Regions from separate parts of the Homo sapiens genome. Here region 1 is linked to region 2. A link is a loop called in an ENCODE intact Hi-C map of the cell type or tissue named here. Cell type or tissue: CD4-positive, alpha-beta T cell. All regions are shown on one strand. Each heading gives the region's core, and the rest is flanking DNA. Links, peaks and the distances in the headings are about the cores only. Region 1 overlaps SYT2 (synaptotagmin 2). Region 2 has its middle 37 kb from the start of RABIF.

What was found. Hi-C counts contacts between places; a loop is a spot of excess contacts. Peaks named below come from ENCODE experiments on the same cell type or tissue, not always from the same donor. Only the 100,000 strongest peaks of a DNase experiment are listed, where the experiment ranks them.
Region 1: a loop joins it to region 2, with 5 times the contacts of the local background. A loop is called at or near these places in 1 of 110 quality-filtered maps.

Annotation. Positions count from the first base shown.
Region 1 is chr1:202,649,358-202,654,729 of GRCh38, forward strand. The region is part of intron 1 of SYT2 (synaptotagmin 2); the gene reads right to left. Among named protein-coding and RNA genes, the nearest start is that of SYT2, 58 kb to the right of the region's middle. In CD4-positive, alpha-beta T cell, for the core only: no CTCF peak of the experiment used is centred there; no DNase peak of the experiment used is centred there; H3K27me3 peaks cover 495 bases.
Region 2 is chr1:202,849,947-202,855,318 of GRCh38, forward strand. No RefSeq gene overlaps it. Among named protein-coding and RNA genes, the nearest start is that of RABIF, 37 kb to the right of the region's middle. RefSeq lists an enhancer at 3,081-3,580. In CD4-positive, alpha-beta T cell, for the core only: no CTCF peak of the experiment used is centred there; a DNase peak (open chromatin) is centred at 2,535.

The sequences.
Region 1 (5,372 bases), core at 203-5,202, 200 kb before region 2:
TATTGAGATGATGATATTGATGAGGCTGACAGCAATGGTGATAGGAAGCACGAATTCATGCTTACTATGTGCCAGGTACTATTTTAAGGGTTTCACATGAATTTATTTACTTCATACTTACAAAAACACTAGGAGAGAGGATTATTCTTATTTCTATTTTCAAGATGGGAAAACTGAGGTAAAGAGAGGTAAAATAACTTGTCCAAGGTCACACAGTTAGAAAAGGGAAGATGCAGGATCTGAACCTCATCATCGCCTCCTGAGGCCGCACTCCAAACCCCTGTGCCATATGCCTTGCCAATTGATACAGGTGCCTCCTTCCTCAGTCATAAACTGAACAGCATTGTAGACACTTGGATCCTACCTCATCCCTGTAACTACTTTATGAAACTGGTGTTTGTCCCCATTTCACAGCTGGGAAAACTGAGGCCCCCAAAATGCAAATGACTTGCCCAAGTCTGCATAGCTGGGAAGTGCCAGAGCCAGTATTCAAGCACTGGTCTGTGGAGGCGCTAAAACCCATCCACCTTCTGGGGAGTGATGTGACTTGCCCAAGACCGCACAGCCAACTTCAGTCTCCCAGGCTGCTGTCAATCCAGCTCCAGTCTTCCCTGCACAAAAGTACAGATCTTCTCCATCCCCTCCGTAAGGGCTTTTCCCGGACATGGGGAGCGATTCCAAGTTCTCTCTAGACTCGAGCCAGACATGTAGGCCATCTAAGAACAGATGTTTGGCAGAGGGCCCCGGAAGAGGAAAAGGGAATTGGGGCTGGGCTCAGAGGATCTTCCCAGAGAATCCAAGAAGCCCAAATAATCAACTCCCCTGTCTGCGGGTATGTAAACTGCAGCCTGAGGAACTCTACCTGAGTGAGCCCCGTGTTCCAGGTACTCCTGTCCACCTGTGAGCCGGGGTGTCCAGCCTGCCTGAGAGGACCCCAGAAAGGGTCATGTGCTTGCACGCAGTGACACTTCCATTGCCACCTACTGGTTGGGCACATATATAAGGGGCATAGCCTACGTGTACGTCTCTTCCAGAGTAGCTGGGTCTTTGGGGTCTGCCAAACATTTGTTTCATATGCTTTTGTTTTTTTTTTTTTGAGACATAGTTTCGCTCTGTCACCCAGGCTGGAGTGCAATGGCACAATCTCAGCTCACTGCAACCCCTGCCTCCCGGGTTCAAGCTATTCTCCTGCCTCAGCCTCCTGAGTAGCTGGGATTTCAGGCACACACCACCACACCTGGCTATGATATGTTTTTATTGAATACATACTATGTGCCCTGCACTCTGCCTGGCCCTGGGATAGAGTGCTCTGGGACACAATCCCTGCCCACAAGAGTTTGGAAGTTTGCTGGGGGAGACAGGCACATAGGCAGATAACAGTGCAGCACGGGGAAAACAGCAGTGTGCACAAAAGACCGTGGAGCCGGAGCCCTTGGAGCCTCCATGGGGGTTAAGATGAAGGAACAGCCAGAGAAGATGGCTTCTGAGTGGCTCTTGAAGTACACTTCTGATCTGATCCCAAGGAAAGGCGGGTGTTTCAGGCAAAGGGAATAGCGAGTGCTCCAGCGTGGAAGAAGGAGGACGCTGGGCATGCCGCCTGGAGGCACTGGGCAGAGTGGGAAGAAGGGGCCGGGAGTGGGGTGGGAGGGGCATTGGAGCCTGGATGCGAAGGGCCTTGCAAGCCAGGCTAAGGGTGTGGGGCTTCTGCCCACACAGGCAACGGGCACAGCGGAAGGCTTGAAGCAGGGAGCTGGCAGGAGGCAATGAGAAGAGGGAGTGTTGCGGCAGGTCAAGGGAAAGCCAATACCAGTCTACACCATGGAGGAGCCATGGGAGTGGGAAGGAAGGGATGGATTTGCTCATCTACATGCAAGACTGCACACTGGGTAGCTAATTGGGGGTCGGGGTGAGGAAAAGAGAGGAGTCCAGGATGACTTCTGGATCTCTGGCATGTGAAACGGGAAGGATAGGGATGTCAGTCACCAAGAGAGGACGCACAGGGGTGGGTGGGAGTGGGGAGTTCAGCCTGGGACACGATCAGTTTGGGAGCCTGTGCCATATCCAGGAGGAAATGTCCAGGAGGCCCCTAGAAATGTGGGCCTGGGGTTCAGAAAGGAGGTTGGGCAGAAGACATGGAATTCATTGACTCATAAATCATACAGGAAAACTTGCTCTGAAGATGTTAAGAACCTCACACATGGCAGTGACTAGATTTGATTCCAGACTATTGGACTCAAATGCTGGTTCATTCTTTCCACCTCGGCACATTCCTATCTATCAATAGTTATTACCTCACAGCTAAGAAGCTACAAAAGGCTCCTAAACAATCTTTCTTTTTCCTAAAGCCTTCAGGTATAAGTTTCCATGCAGATATTATTCTACCCAGTTTACAGAAGAATATGTTTAAATAAGTCACACAGAGGGCAGGCGTGGTGGCTCACGCCTGTAATCCCAGCACCTTGGGAGGCTGAGGCAGGCAGATCACGAGGTCAAGAGATCGAGACCATCCTGCAAACATGGTGAAGCCCCGTCTCTACTAAAAATACAAAAATTAGCTGGGCATGGTGGTGTGCACCTGTAGTCCCAGCTACTCAGGAGGCTGAGGCAGGAGAATCGCTTGAACCCGGGAGGCGGAGGTTGCAGTGAGCCGAGATCCCGCCCCTGTACTCCAGCCTGGTGACAGAGTGAGACTCCGTCTAAGTAAGTCACACAGCAAGTCTGAAATGGTGCCTATCGCAGCCAATCATTCAACTATCTCTGGGAGAGTTGTTCCCTCTGCAGAGAGTTGGTGGTGGCTGATGCCAGTGGAAGGGGCCCGAGGAGCCGTGTGTGCATCTGTTGAGGGAACAGCCATCGTCCCTTTGCCTTGGGTGAGTGGCATCTGAGGATGGCTCCCTGGGGAGAAATAAACATATGTCAAGGGTTGTGGTGATGGCAGAAGAGGAACTCCTTGGGGTCATGCATGGATCTGGGTTGGGGGTGACAAGGAGGGGTCAGTGGGTTCAGCCTCTGTCTTCACTGTTCTTCATCTCTCAGCTCCTCCTTTGAATTTGGGCACCTGCCTTTCTGCAGGAGGCCTGTCTCAGATCAACTTTAGTGCACCAATGTGTCTTCCCTACCTCCTGCATCCTTGACAGCAATGGAGTTAGTGCATGGTGACAGGAGCCAGTCCCCTGTGATGCAATGGCTGGAACCTGGGGACCAAAGCAGGAGGCAGCTTGCTGCTGGGCCCTCGCAACTTCTCTGCCCAGCAGGGTCACTTGAGGAGCTTAAAGGAAAGGTGCCCAGCCCCATCTCCCAGAGACTCCCTCAGCTATCCTGGGAGGGGGCCGGGCATCAGTCATTCTCCATGTAGCCAAGGGTGAGAGGACTGCTTCGGTGGAAAGACCCTGGCTTCAAAATCAGACCCAGAAACGTGGCTCTGCCTTGTGCTAACTGTGTGACTTGGATTAATTACTTAAACTCTCTGAGCTCCAGATGAGCTCCAGTTTCCTTTTCTCAAGGAACATTCATCACCAATTCACCTAAGATAACCCATTTAAAGCACAGTGCCTAGAGCCTGAGTTGGCCTTTGATGCATATCATTTTCCTTCCCACCACCCACCCCCCCTTAGAGTTTGGATTTCCTCCTAACCTAGCCTTGCCTGCAAGTCCCCCAGCTCTGCATCCCATGGAAAGAATGCCCCTCCCTGATGGTGTAAGTTTTTCCTTGTCCTTTTGCATGAGCGGCTTGACATCTCAATGCCACTATTTTCATAGAAAATCTCGATTGTCACTCTCTTCCTGCTGCACCCAGACAAAAGGCCCTTCTCCAAACGGCCCCACCTGATCACTCCAACTCTCATGCCTCTGTCCCCAACACGGACCCCCCCTGAACCGTCCAGCCCATCTGCATCCTCATATCCCTGCATAGATTCATACTTAGATATATAGATTCACACGCTTACCTAGAGCACCTTTAGTTCTCCATCTCCTCACTCATCACCTCAGTTCTGACTGACTTGTCCTCACAGACACACAGCTCAGCATGTCACTACGCACTGGCTGGTACTGTTCTCCAGTCACTTTGCTTGTACTACCACAGGGGACTGGTCCCATACCTTGGCCGTTACCCCCACCCCCACCCAAAGCATCTAGCACAGTCTGGGCACATAGTAGATGCTTGCCTTAACTGCTGACCTCGTATGGGGGTCAGAAATAGACCAGAACCTGTATGCCCAAAGACCATCCCCAGAGATTGGGAATAGGGAATGGCGGTATCTCCAAGCCCACTCCCCACAAACACTGGCCTCATTTTCCAGACAGGGAAACAGAGACTGGGCGCTGGAGTCCCACGATGGAGGCAAGGTACCGCTGCATGCTTCTCTAGGGGAGCTATGCTGTGTGACTACATCGCCACAACCCGCTGGACCTCTGTGGGTCACCACAGTGATTTCTGCACCTCTTCTTTTCTTTCCTTGAAGAGGAGGTCCTGGTCAAGGAGGCTGGGAGCCTGGGTTCTGGGTCTGTCCCTAGAACTAACTTGCTGTGTGACCTTGACTAAGTTATCCTCTCTCTGGAGTGACATCCCTGGGGCCTGGAAAACTTATGTCTTGATCAGAAGGGTCAATGAGAGATGCAAAGTCTGAAGGTGGCCAGTGGGGCTTCAAGGGCCCTGGCAGCCTGCTTTCAGCCAGCCCTCCTCCCCAGGTCCCTCTACCCCTCCCACTCTAGGCCCCAAAAAGAGGAAATCAATTGAGTGTTCAGGTCTCTGCCCTTGCCCAGCCACAGCTGAGCTTACTGGGGAAATTAGGGTGACATTGGTGCAAATAATTAAGTGTCTTTCCCCAAACGGTCTTCAGGCCCCATTGCTTTAGCTGCTGCTTAAATGGATGAGCTAATTAACTTAACTAATTGCTCCTGAGGACTAATATTTTCACAGTCACGTGACCCAAGAAGGCACATTCTCCACTGCAACTCTGCTGCCCACGCTCCCTGGCAGACCCACTTTCTGAGCCTGTGATAGCTGCTTCCACTTGCAGCACCTACACTTAGGCCAGCCCTGTTTCTTCGAAGGCACCAGAACGCCTTCCTCCAGCCTCTCCGCCCAAGTGCAAAACCTGACTCCAGACTCACTCCTGCCAATTCATTCATCCATTCAACAATCTTTTGTTAATTGCCTACTTCATGTGTCAAATGCTATTCTCAGCATTGGGGAGTTAATGATGAGCAAAAGCAGACAAGGTTGTGCCCTCATGGGGAGTTCATCCTACTTGGAGAGGTGACACTGATCATTGACCCCTGCCCCCGCCCAACACACACACACATCAGATCTGTGCTACAACCAGCACTATGGAGTGTGGGACGGTGCTCTATAATAGACAGACTCAGAT
Region 2 (5,372 bases), core at 150-5,149:
AACTGCTAATATGTATGAATCCATGGGCCCAGTGAGAGGAAGAGAAGGAAAGAAAACATCAGCTCACTGGTTTCCGGGTGAAGATACCGGCAGAGCAGACCAGGGGCACCTGCCAAACATCAACAGATCCAGATCCGTTAATAGGCACTTTAATTAATTAATTAATTAATTAATTTATTTATTTTTTGGAGACAGAGTTTTGCTCTTGTTGCCCAAGCTGGAGTGCAATGGTGCAATCTCGGCTCACTGCAACCTCCGCCTCCTGGGTTCAAGCGATTCTCCTGCCTCAGCCTCCTGAGTAGCTGAGATTACAGGCATGCGCCACCACGCCCGGCTAATGTTTCGTATTTTTAGTAGAGACAAGGTTTCACCATGTTGGCCAGGCTGGTCTCGAACTCCTGACCTCAGGTGATCCACCCGCCTCGGCCTCCCAAAGTGCTGGGATTACAGGTGTGAGCCACCAGGCCCGGCAACAGACACTTTAATAGAGCAGGTTTCTCCAACCTCTTTCCCTTCCTTCTGTGCCCTTATTCCACCTCTACCCAGTACTAGAGGAACCAGTAGGTTAGCAGTCTCCTAGGAACAGCTTTGGAGAAAGACTCTGGAGTAAAATAGAAAAAATCAACCGCTATAGCAAGGGAGACTTGTCTTGCTTACACGAAAGAAAGGGGGCACAAGTAAGGATACACACCCATGTCAGAGCCACGCTATTAGCGAATTAAGACAAATGACACAGTAGGTTGAGGCCCTTGTCTTTTGGGGACTATGGGGACTGAGGGAAAGGGGGAATACAGCCAAGCAGAAGACTGTCAGACCTCTCTGCTCAGAAATGCAAATACAGAGGAAGATGCTAAAAAAAGGAAGAGGCCCAACATGTGGGGACCAACCAGCACACAAGGCCACAGCCCCTCTGGACCTAAGCATGCAGTTCCATGGTAGGGGCAGTCTGTGACCCTGGGCACTATGCTGTAGGCTCTGGGATTCCCTCCTTTTGGCAAATACCCTCCCAGGGATCAAGGAGCAAGGCTCACAGATGCTGGGAATAAGTCTCTAGATTAACGCTAGTAACCAGTTTCCTGAAGCCAAAGCAAGGCCACAGATGACATTTAGGCAGCCCCAAGGCTCACTGGTGCTTAAGAGAGCAAACACGTGCTAGAATTAAGTGTCCAAAAACCAGAGTAGGTAGTTCCAGGCCAAGAGTATGGGTGGCCCTCGCCTTTCTGGCAGGGGCTGGGTTAGGTTCTGCTCAGTGGCCTTGCCAGGAACAAAGCCTGGCTCCATGGAGATTCTCTGTGGTTTAAGAATACATAAGCTTGCAACCTCTCCTGGCTGAGGGGACTTTAAGCACATTATTTAAAAGCAGCCTGGCCAGGCGAGGTGGTTCATGCCTGTGATCCTTGCACTTTGGGAGGCTGAGGTGGGCGGATCACCTGAGATCAGGGGTGTGAGACCAGCCTGGCCAACATAGTGAAACCTCATCTCTACTACAAATACAAAAATTAGCCAGGGATGGTGGCGCATGCCTGTAATCCCAGCTATTCAGGAGGCTGAGGCAGAAGAATTGCTTGAACCTGGAAGGCAGAGGTTGCAGTGAGCTGAGATCACGCCACTGCATGCCAGCCCGGGAGAGAGAGTGAGACTCTGTCTCACAAAAAAAAAAAAAAAAAAAAATAGCTGGGCACAGTGGCTCACGCCTGTAATCCTAGCACTTTGGGAGGGTGAGGAGGGCAGATTGCCTGACCTCAGGAGTTCGAGACCAGCCTGGGCAACATGGTGAAACCCTGTCTCCACTAAAATACAAAAAATTAGCCAGGAGTGGCAGTGTGCACCCATAGTCCCAGCTACTCAGGAGGCTGAGGTAGGAGAATCGCTTGAACCCAGAAGGCGGAGGTTGCAGTGAGCTGAGATCGTGCCACTGCACTCCAGCCTGGGCGACAGAGTGAGACTCCGTCTCCAAAAAAATAAATAATAATAAAATAATAATAAAAGCAGCCTCCTTGAACCTGGACTGTTCCAGAAGGGGCCATTTGTTTAGTCATTAGCTTCTGCCAGAACCTTTTACTAATAAATTGATCTCTGACACCACATGTGAGCAGATATGCCTAAGCCTCTAAAACAACAGTTCCTAATTTCCTCATTAGGAACTCCGTTGAGAATAAGAGATACGGATCTTCTTGCCTAAAAGTCTCATAGGCACTTTTAAGATTTACTTCATAGCCAGGCATGAGGTAGTGCCTGTAGGCCACCACATGGGGAGGCTGAGGCAGGAGGATGGCTTGAGCCCAGGAGTCCAAGGCTGTAGCATGCTGTGACCACATCTGTGAGAATAACCACTACATTCCAGCGCATGCAACACAGCGAGACCCTGTCCCTTAAAGTAAGTTGTTTCGTATCTTCATAGTCCCAGGCTGGAGACCACTGTTTTTTTTGGAATCCTATTTCTTGGACCCTGCGTTTGTAAGGCATCAGGACAGAGCCCTCAAGTCTAAGATGGCTGCTGCGGAGAGGCCTGTGAAGGCAACCTCTACTGCCCTCTCTTGGCCATCAGGCGGGAGGAGTGGTTAGACGTGCTTGATTCCTTGTGGCACTGAAGTCCTGCAGTTTCTGCCCCGGAATGCTGGGGGCAGATAAACTTTCGGCAGCTTTCATTAGAATCTCTAGAAAGCTTACTCTTCCTCGAACTGGGCTGGAGACAAGGGGGTACACATAGGGACCCCTGTGAAGTTGAAGTACCACAGCCTGGGTGCTGAACCGGCGAAGGCGTGTCAGGGTGGTCCGCTCACACAGGAGGGAAGCAGTGCCAATCCTCCACTAGACATGCCCTGGCTGGAGGCCCTAGCAGCAGAGGCCACCCTGCCCTTCAACTTAGAAAGACATTAAAGGAAGCTGAGAAGCTTAAAGATGGCCCACTGCCTGGGCAGAATTCCACAGAGTTCCACATCGCTTGCAATATCCATTGTATTTGTAGGGGGTCAGGGAACAGTGGAATGAGATACACACACAACTGTGGTGCGAGAGACCAGGTGTTACAGGTGCCAGGACCCCTAGAACTCCTCATGCTCATCCTCGCTGTCCAAAGATTCTGTGCCTACTTCATAATCCTTCTCCAGGGCAGCCAGGTCCTCTCAGGCCCAGAGAGCTCACCTTCCTCCATGCCCCTGTCCACATAACAGTGCATAAATGCCCGCTTGGCATACATCAGGTCAAACTTTTGGTTGAGGCGGGCCCAGGCCTCAGTGATGGCTGTGGTATTGTTTAGCACGCAGACTGCCCGCTGCACCTTGGCTACAGCACCCCCGGGCACCACTGTGGGGGACTGGTAGTTGATGCCAACCTAAGAAAAAACAAAGAAGTATAAGCGCCTGGTTCTGTGTTTCCTGGAAGGGTCTGTACAGGGATCCCTGGAACTAGGGAAGGGGCATTTGTCAACTTGTAAGAAACAAAGAGGAAGATGATCACCACCACAAGGAAACAAACAAGTCTAGAATGAGGGAGCTTCTGCAAGACAAGACTAGTGCCTTCAAAGTCAGTCAAGAAAAAGGGGGCCGGATGCGGTGGCTCACGCCTGTAATCCCAGCACTTTGGGAGGCCGAGGCGGGTGGATCACCTGAGGTCATGAGTTTGAGACCAGCCTAGCCAACATGGTGAAACCCTGTCTCTACTAAAAATACAAAAAATAGCCGGGTGTGGTGGCGGGCGCCTATAGTCCCAGCTACTCGGGAGGCTGGGGCAGGAGAATTGCTTAAACCCAGGAGGCGGAGGTTGCAGTGAGCTGAGATCACGCCACTGCACTCCAGCCTGGGTGACAGAGTGAAGCTCCGTCTCAAAACAACAACAACAACAAAACAAAACAAAAAACAGGGTCTCGCTCTGTTGCTGAGGCTGGAGAGGGGGGTGCAATCATAGCTCACTGCAGCCTAAACCTCCTGGACCCAGGTGATCCTCCCACCTCAGCCTTCTGAGTAGCTAGAACTATAAGTACACACTAGCAAGACTGGCTAATTTTTTAAAATATTTTGTACAGATGGAGTCTCACATTGCCCAGGCTGGTCTCAAACTCCTGGGCTCAAGCCATCCTCCCACCTCTGCCTCCCAAAGTGCTGGATTACAGGCCTGAATCACTGCACCCAGCCCAGAATATATAATACATTTTAGTGTTTCTCATCCTCAAAAAAAAAAAAAAAAAAAAAAAGTCAACTTCCCATTAGTGTCTCTAGGGACAACAAGCTGACCATGTCCTAAAGGCAGCCTATTCTTCCCTTAAGCAGCTAAAGATCTTCCTAATATGGAGGCAGAAACAGTCTGTTTCCCAGATAGCCTACCCCTCATTTCCATTTCTGAGCTACAGGACAACTCTTCCACACTAGCAAGCAGCTATTATTCCTGCCTGTCCTCCTGTTGTGGTCATGTCCACAGCAGTGTCATGGGGCAGGAAAGCTATATATGTTTTCTTTTTTTATTTTTATTTTTTTGAGACGGAGTCTTGCTCTGTTGCCCAGGCTGGAGTGCAGTGGCGCGATGTTGGCTCACTGCAAGCTCCGCCTCCCGGGTTCACGCCATTCTCCTGCCTCAGCCTCCCCAACAGCTGGGACTACAGGGGCATGCCGCCATGCCCAGCTAATTTTTTTTGTATTTTTAGTAGAGACGGGGTTTCACCGTGTCAGCCAGGATGGTCTCGATCATCTCCTGACCTTGTGATCCGGACACCTCGGCCTCCCAAAGTGAGCCACTGCGCCCAGCCGCTATATATGTTTTCTAATGCCACAGCTGCCATCTTTAATCTTTCTGGAGTCTTATCCCACAACAAAACCCAAAAAACAAACTAGGTCATATGCCCAGCACCCTGGGAAGGTCAACTGATAACAGGGTGGGGCATAAATGCGTGCTTCTTCCTTATTACCGCAAAAGGAAGAGAACGCATCCAGACGCAGAACACAAGAAGCCTCTGACCTTCTGATCCGCACTTTCCCCATCATCTGATAATGGGCCTCTCTGGCTTCTGAAAGCCTTCCCTTCTGAGCAGGAGCCTATAGCACGTGGTTATGTCCCTAGCACAAGTGACAAGGAGGCCATTCTCCCCATGTGACTGGCAGCCCTAGGGAACGCCTTTTTACCAGGCTAAGTAAGATGAAATTGATACTTTTCCTTTCATCAAGGCAATCTTTCAAGTAGAACCCACGCTGGCTTACAGTCCAAAGGCCTGGCTTCTAGACCAGCTGAGACCTATCCAGTTAAAGGAATCCTCTAGCGGGGCACAGTGGCTCACACCTGTAACACTTTGGGAGGCCATTGTAGGTGGATCACCCATGCGCAGGAGTCTGAGACCAGCCTGGGCAATATGGTGAAGCCCCACCTCTCCAAAAAAATACAAA